3 separate regions of the Homo sapiens genome follow, and all the other regions are linked to region 1. A link is an interaction called in ENCODE POLR2A ChIA-PET data of the cell type or tissue named here. Cell type or tissue: CD4-positive, alpha-beta T cell. All regions are shown on one strand.

Region 1 (2,500 bases):
GAACCTGTAAGTATATAAATTGAAATAAAACAAATGACTAATTGGATTCTAATTCAGTTATTCCTGGTGTCCTTAAGAACCAGGATTCCCAGTGTGGAAGAAAAGAAATACAGGTGTAATCAAGAAGTCCTCCACTTAACGTAGTTACATCAGTATAAATTCCCAGTGTATTTTATCATATATGTAATTTACAGCTCCTCCATTGAAAAGACCTAGAAACAAAGATCAACCAAGAAGTGAAGAGGATTCCTAGCACCCCAAACTGGTAAGATGTCTTGTCATTCCAGATAACAAGGAAGTGTTCAAAGGCTACTAGGGTCACATCTAAAGGACCCAAGGATTAACCTGAAGGGCTCCAGCTGCCCAAAGAGGGGACAATTTGTATGTTACTACTGACAGTAACTGCAACGTATTGAAATCCATCTAGCACATTTAAATCCTTGGCATCGTGATGGTATATTTTTTTAACTCTTCATTTTGGGAGGATGACAGGGTAGCAATTCGTCATCTTGAAAACGGATAAATAAATGCAAAGAAACAAGCATTTACCCGCCTTTCCTCTGTGAACGGTTCCACTGGGTAACCAAATAGCAGATGAGGAGAAGAGTCTCTTTATAAAATCAACCCAGATGATAAATGAAAAATAAATTATATAATTAGTATATCACCATTTTCATCCCCCAGTGAATTAATGAATGTAAGCATTGGACATCGTCTCTCCTCAGATCTCAAAAAATAGAGACAACCAGACATTATGTGCCTCCTGACAAAACAGCACTCCACCACCTGGAGTCTCACCAAAAATCTTGAACCTGAGTCTGATCAAGCCTTTGGATCCAGCTGTCAATTTGCAGGAAATGCAGAAAACAGGGAGATGTGTTGAACTGCACCAGGAGAATGCAATCAGTGAAATCCAGACTAGAAATCTCTTCAGATTCTTCCAAGGATACATTGCAAGGAAAAGAAAGTGATGGAGAAAGAAACTACAAATTAAAGAGACTTAAAATATATTAACAAAATGAGCAAGTCTAATTTATAGCCTCTAGAGAGGCGAACTTGGGTGACAACAATTTTTTAAAAACTCGGGTAAGTAATTACTATGAAAGGCAGGAGAGTGGCTACTTTGGGAAGGAGGGAGTCGAGTGAAATCGGGAAGGAGCACGGGTAAGGTATTCTGGGGGAAAGTACTGTTTCTTGGCTTGGGTAGTGGTTACAAAGGTGTTCATTTGATAATAATTCACAAATCTTCACATTTGTGTGGCTTTCTGTGTATTGGCGATTGAATTCAAACTCAGAACTGCTAAGGCCAGCGCCCAAGGCAGCCGACCGCAGAGGCGGGTGGGCAGAGTGGATGAAAAGCAGGCGCTCGGGCCTCCAGGCCTGGCGGGGACAGGAATGTGTTCCGGGCCCCTTGCAGGAGACGCACTGCAGGGGGCGCTGCGGGCACACTGAGACCTCGGAGAGGATCACAGCTCCTGGACCTAGCCCGCGACGCGCCCAGAAGCCTCTATCGCATTCAACTCAGAGCACGACCGCTCGGGAGGAGCGGGCCCATCCAGCCCAGGGGAGGGACCAGGCCGACTTCCGCGCAATGAGCCCTAGGCGGCCGCGCAGCGGTGCAGTGGGCGCGGAGCTGGCAATCAGCGACGACCCGCGGCTGCGGCCCTGCGGGAGCTGCACCATGCGGTCCGGGGCGAGTCGGCTGACACGCGCGCTCACGGCGAGTGGAGCCGGGAATCCAGACCCCAGACGCACGGCCGAGGACCGGCAGAACCCGCTGGATTGGCAGCTCAGGAGCGGGAGGGCGGAGGCGGCGGGCGGGGCCGCTGGAGGCCTGCAATCCCAGCGCATCCCGGGGAAGACCGCCCGCCGGTGTCCGTGTGGCCCCGCGCTCCTGGGGTGGGGCCCGCCTCGTCACCCCGCCCCGTCTGTCTCCTGGTCTCGGCTCGCCGCCGCCTCCGATGAACCTTCTCGGCCTTCCGCCGAGCTCGCCTGAGCGCGCTCCTAACCTGGCTCTGGGCTCCGCCGCTGGTCGCACGGGGATTGTGTCGGCCTCGCCCCCTCCCGCTCCTCCCACACCCTCACCTTCCAGGCGGGGAGGAAGGGCTGCAGCCCCACGGCCGCCGGAACGCCCTCCCGACCCAGGGAGAATCAAGGCCAGGGCTCTCCACCGCCCCTTCCATATCCGGGTCCCCGAGGCGGGCTAGGGTCTGTGGTTTGGGGACAGAAGAGGTCGCGATTGGAGCTGGTGGGCTCCCCTAGGGGAGAGCAGGGAGTTGGAGACGCAGCTCGGCCGAGCTTTCCTTCGCCCACCCACTTTTCGGGTTGGAAGACTGAGGCAGCGGGCATGACTGGGGCCCCGCAGTGCCGGCGCCTCTGGAGGCAGAGAGAGCGCCTGGAAGGCGGCGCCGACGCCGCGGTGCGTCACTCGCCCACCTACTTACCAAAGCAGGTGACACTCGCAAACCCTGGCCCCGCGCCGCCCGCCCCAGGGTGCGGG
Region 2 (2,500 bases), 190 kb after region 1:
CCGGCCAACCCTTTGCTCATCTCCTGGGCAAGCTTGAAGCCCCTAGTTGCAAACCTCAGTCAATCCATCTCCTTAGTTGGATTGACTTAGTTACAGGATGAAACTTCCTTGTTCTGGGAGATAGATAAGAGCTGTGTTCCAGAGAAGGAGTGCAGTTGGCCTGGGAGCAGAGGAGCAGCCCTGGGAGCAGAGGAGCAGCCCTGGGGCACGGGGAAGGGAGGAGAGGATCCTGTGTTCCTAGGAAGGATGTGTCTATTACAGGGTGATATATTGTGCTTTGTTTTGAGAAGAAGATTTTAGTTTTACGGTGCGGATGTGGGTTTCAACACCATAATGGGTTAACTTCTGCACAGAAAATTTGAAAACTAGAGGCTTTGCTCCATCTTCAAAAATTTAATGAAAATGTATCTACTAGGTATTAAATCACTTCCCTGCTGCAAAGCTCAGCCCATCAGATTTTACAGAAGCTGTGGAGGATGAATTGTGTTCCAAGGACAGAGATGTATTCTGGCTTTCCACTGGGCCCAGCCACAACCTGAAGCCGGCAGAGGAGAGTCCTTCTCTCCCAGGTGTCCCCCACACCTGCAGGACACAGGGTGTGCCTTCAGGTCAGTCAAAAGAGGTCCTTTAAACTTTTTCATTTCTCAATATATTTGTTTAGACAGAAGACCCTTTTTACAGATGTAGTCACTGAGCCCTGAGGGCTGCCGTACCCAGGCCAAGGTCATGTGGACTTGAGGCCAGAAGGCACAGCAAGAGGACAGGAGGCCAGTTGTCTTTCTTTGGCACTGGAAGACTTCCCAGTGTTCTGGTTGTCCTAACACCAGTGTCTCTCCTCCATGTCCCTTAGCTAAGTGCTTTAATGGAGACAGAGCAACCCAGGATAGCCACACCAAAGGCCCTGGCCTCAGAGGCTCAGCCTGCTGCTGGCTGGGGAAGGTGGCTGACAGAGGCTTCCAGCCCCCAGCTCCCTACAGGTCGCTGTCCTATGGACTGGGCCAAACCTCCCTGGGCACACCCCACCCCTACCTCCCACCCAAACCAAGTGCGCAGTGCCCTGAGAGCCTGCACTGTGAGAGACAGCCTGAACTAGAATGGCCTGCTGAGCACTCTAACATCAAGACTCAATTGCTGCCTCCTCCCCGGGCCCCTCAGCGGGAACCGGTTGTTCTTGTGCTTCTATTGGAGCAACTAATTACATCTATTATTGGAACAATTAATTTGTTGTCCATGTGACTGTTCCACTGTGGGCTCCTGGAAGGCAGGACCTATTTCATGTACCTCTTTGTAACCCTAGATGGAAAGCAACTTGCCCAGCACAGGAGGGCCCAAGTGACGCTTTTCCCGTGCCACCCCTTCTCTGGGCAGTTTCCTTTAGGCGTGGTCCCCCTCCTGAGGCACCACAGTGCCACCCAGTGGCAGAATTGCAGTACTGAGCTCTCCGGGGAGGGCTCTTCTGCCCCACACCCTGCTGGGGGCTACTTACAGCAGGGGTTGAAGGCGAGTAAGGGGTCACCGTCCTGGCAGGGCCCTCCTGCATGCCACAACTAAGGTCCAAATGGGGTTGAAATGGCAGAGAAACACAGCCAGTGCCTTTGTGGGCTCCATGTATTGCGGTATCTGCTTGAGGCTCATGCGGTTTCTCTCCCTGTCCTTTTTTTTTGTAGAGACAGAGGTATCCCTATGTTGCCCAGGCTGGTCTTGAACTCCTGGGCTCAAGCAATCCTCTCACCTCGGACTCCCAAAGTTCTGGGATTACAGGCATGAGCCACCCCGCCCAGTCCTAGTTTGTATTATTATTCCTTAGAGAACAACACTGCTGGAGGCAAGGGGCATGTCTGATCCATTTTATCCTCACAGGCTGGTCTGTGGCAAAAACTTAAAAGTACTGCATCTATGCAATGCATAGGAACAGCCAGCCTTTGATTGGGTCTTAGCAGAGGGAGTCAGGGTGAAGCACATAGGGTCTGGCATGAGAAGACCTCCATCCCAGTCCTGCCTGACACTTTCTCACTGTGTGGCCGTGGGCATGTCCCACCCTTTTCTGGGCCTCAGTTTCCCCATTAGTAAGTCAAAGGAGTTGCACTAGACTGTTACAAGGCTGCTCTGATCCTCCTGGGACCTCAGGACTCCTGATCTCAGAGGATGGCCTAGTTTTTCTTCTCTGAACCATTCCTACCCTCAAGCCTTTTCCTCGGATTGGCAAGACTTAGTTACAGGATGAAACTTCCTTGTTCTGGGAGATAGATAAGAGCTGTGTTCCAGAGAAGGAGTGCAGTTGGCCTGGGAGCAGAGGAGCAGCCCTGGGGCATGGGGAAGGGAGGAGAGGATCCTGTGTTCCTAGGAAGGATGTGTCTATTACAGGGTGATGCCAGGGAGCAGAGATGCCTCAGGCCTGGATTCAGATGGAGAACAGAAAGGGGGCCCCAGCTGTGCCAAAAGGGGATAGGGCCACCACTACACACTAGAGGAGATGGACAGTGGGCGGGGAGAGTGGCAG
Region 3 (2,500 bases), 310 kb after region 1:
GGGAGAGCGAAGGAGAGCAGAGAAGTCTTCTCCGGACCGGGCATGGTGGCTCACACTTGGAATCCCAGCACTTTGGGAGGCTGGGGCAGGAGGATCGCCTGAGGTCGGGAGTTTGAGACCGCCGGGGCCAACATGGCGAAACCCCATCTCTACTAAAGATTCAAAAATTAGCCGGGCGTGGTGGCACCCACCTGTAATCCCAGCTACTCGGGAGGCTGAGGCAGGAGAATCGCCGGGAGGCCGAGGTTGCAGTGAGCCGAGACTGCACCATTGCACTCCAGCCTGGGCGACAGAATGAGACTCCATCTTCTCTGTGTCATGCCAGTGTGCGAGATTTGGCCGCAGCCATGGGGGTACAGAACAGCACATAAGGAGCCTAGACTCGGGAGCAGGTCCTATCCAGGCGCAGGGAGAAACCCCAGGGAAGTTTTCTCTGCCGCTGGAGCCCAGGGAGATGAGACAGGCACTGAGTCAGGGCAGGCCTTGCTTCGGGGCGCTGGTTCATGAAGCTCGCTCTGACAGCAGGGCTGAGTGTGGGCGGTCGAAGCGGCTTTTGCCCGAGACAGAGGCCGGTGCCACGGCCTGCTCTGCTCTCGAAGGCAAAGTGCCTCATCCATCCAGGCTGCGCTGTTCATGGACACCTTGTGTTCTGGGGATGGAATGAAGCACCCAGCACAGCGTCTGTCACACGGGAGGTGCCCTTCTCTGTCCCTACAGAGAAGGGGCAAGGATAGACGGTTCTGAGGTGAAAACTCCGCAGGGCGAGGTGGCATTTTGCAGTAGTGAAAAGCCTTAGATGGAGCAGTGGGAAGAGGCTGCCCCTGCAGAGACTGGGAACACAGGGAGGGGAGGCTGGAGAGGAGTTGGAGGAGAAGCGGCGGGTGGAGGCGAGGCCTTGCCGGGGCACAAGGAGGACATTTCCGTCTCTTCCTGGGGAGGCGCTTCTGGCACCTTCCGGGGCGGCCTCCGGCTGTCTTCGCCCAGCCCGCCAGGCGGCGTCAGGGCTCCGGGGGCGCGCGGCCAGCCCGCCCTGCGTCTCCTTCCTCCTCCTTCCCGGGCTGGGGCCCAGGCGAGCGAGACGGGCCGGAGCCGCGGGCCCCCGCGCCGTTCCCAGGCCGCGCAGACATTAACTCATTCCTGCCTAGGGGGAAAGAGGCGGCCGGGCGGGCGCGCGCTGGAGTCGGCCTGCCTCCACCTCCCTCTCCGGGAGGCCCGGCTGCCAAGCGGAGTCCGGGGGCGGCTGGCAGGCGGCCCCGTATGAAGTGGGGCGTGTGGTCCCGAGCCCCCCTCCGCTCCCCTTCCCTCCAGGCTCTTCGGATCCGGGCGTCAGAGAGGGCGGGGAGCCCGCGCGGGACCCGGAGCGCCGCGGCCGCAGCCGCAGCTCCCCCCGGGGCCTCCTCCGGGCCGAGGGCGGCGTTCGCAGGCCGGATCTTATCGCTGGCGCCCGAGGTGGGCGGCCGCTCCCCGGAACACCTGAGGCCCGGGAGGGGGCGGGCGGCGGCGGCGCGGAGACCCTGCGCGCGGGCCGGGGACGGTCACGTTGGCCCGCGGGCCGGGCGGCGGCCAGGCGCTTGCGGAGAGCCGGGCCCGGCCCGGCGTGAGTCAGAAATCACCTTGTTTAATTACATATCCCCGAGCCCGCCGAGTGCGATAGGGGACTTTTGAACTTGCCAATTAGAGATGAAATATCACCTTCTAATTTAGACTGGCTTAATTCCGTCACGCAAAAATAGCAACAGCCCCGGGGCTGCGAGATGGGATATCAGGTCTCTCCTGGCGTGACGGCGAGCCAGGCTGAAGGATGCAGAAGCTGAGGGCTGCGAAGCGCCACTGCCTGCTCGCCCCCCGACGGAGTCGGGGTTGCGACGGGGGAACGGAGCTGCCGGGCCGGGCCACCGAGGCCGGGGAGGTTCCTTCTCTGGGTGGGTTAGCCCCAAGCAAGGAAGCCGTCAAATCGGGGTCCAGATTCTAGCCTGCCTCTGTGAGACCTCTGTGTTGTGGGGGCTGGAAAAGAAAAGGAGGTGGATCCGGGAGTCTGTAAGGCCTTCCGATGGAGGGAAGCGACTGCCAGGCAGGGGGAATAGGGTTAGTATTGCTGGAGGGAGGCAGGAAAGGTGGGCCAGGGCCCTGTTTACTTGAAAGGGGGCGTACTAAAGCCTGTTTTGCTGCTTGGGGAGTTTCTAAGCGGGCATCTGCTGTTGAGTCTGGCAGCCTGAGCTCGTTTCGGCTAAGCAGTTCACCAGCTGGATGACTTGGAGGCAGCCATTTAAGCTCTCCAAGTCTCAGTTCCTCATCTGTAAAATGGACTTGCAAATATTATCTGCCTCCTTGGATTGCAGCGAGTAATAAGGCACGTAAAGGGCCTGGCATGTGGAAGCAGTCATTTTGGTGAAGGCAGCACCACGCAATAGAAATTTCCTATTAGCCACATTTTTAAAAAATAAAAGAAAGCAAGTTAAATTCATTTTAATATATTTTCTTTGACTACATATATTTAAGA

The links. ChIA-PET counts read pairs that join two places held together with the same protein. Peaks named below come from ENCODE experiments on the same cell type or tissue, not always from the same donor. Only the 100,000 strongest peaks of a DNase experiment are listed, where the experiment ranks them.
Region 2: POLR2A ChIA-PET joins it to region 1 with 52 read pairs; 21 of 35 experiments call an interaction of 5 or more read pairs at or near these places.
Region 3: POLR2A ChIA-PET joins it to region 1 with 10 read pairs; 3 of 35 experiments call an interaction of 5 or more read pairs at or near these places.

The regions. Positions count from the first base shown.
Region 1 is chr10:86,398,547-86,401,046 of GRCh38, forward strand. No RefSeq gene overlaps it. Among named protein-coding and RNA genes, the nearest start is that of GRID1, 33 kb to the left of the region's middle. RefSeq lists enhancers at 1,228-2,221, 1,285-1,334, 1,326-1,620, 1,425-1,474, 2,222-2,500 and silencers at 1,625-1,854, 1,865-1,914. In CD4-positive, alpha-beta T cell, CTCF peaks have their summits at 1,444 (motif pointing right) and 1,651; DNase peaks (open chromatin) are centred at 1,485, 2,055 and 2,415; H3K4me3 peaks cover 1,275 bases; H3K27ac peaks cover 918 bases.
Region 2 is chr10:86,584,221-86,586,720 of GRCh38, forward strand. No RefSeq gene overlaps it. Among named protein-coding and RNA genes, the nearest start is that of WAPL-DT, 64 kb to the left of the region's middle. RefSeq lists enhancers at 510-1,011, 1,253-1,312. In CD4-positive, alpha-beta T cell, CTCF peaks have their summits at 1,415 (motif pointing left) and 1,614; a DNase peak (open chromatin) is centred at 1,411.
Region 3 is chr10:86,710,274-86,712,773 of GRCh38, forward strand. All of the region lies in intron 9 of LDB3 (LIM domain binding 3), which reads left to right. Among named protein-coding and RNA genes, the nearest start is that of LDB3, 43 kb to the left of the region's middle. RefSeq lists enhancers at 515-1,134, 1,135-1,754, 2,299-2,348 and a silencer at 869-1,558. In CD4-positive, alpha-beta T cell, a CTCF peak has its summit at 969; DNase peaks (open chromatin) are centred at 1,008 and 1,378; H3K4me3 peaks cover 1,893 bases; H3K27ac peaks cover 1,197 bases.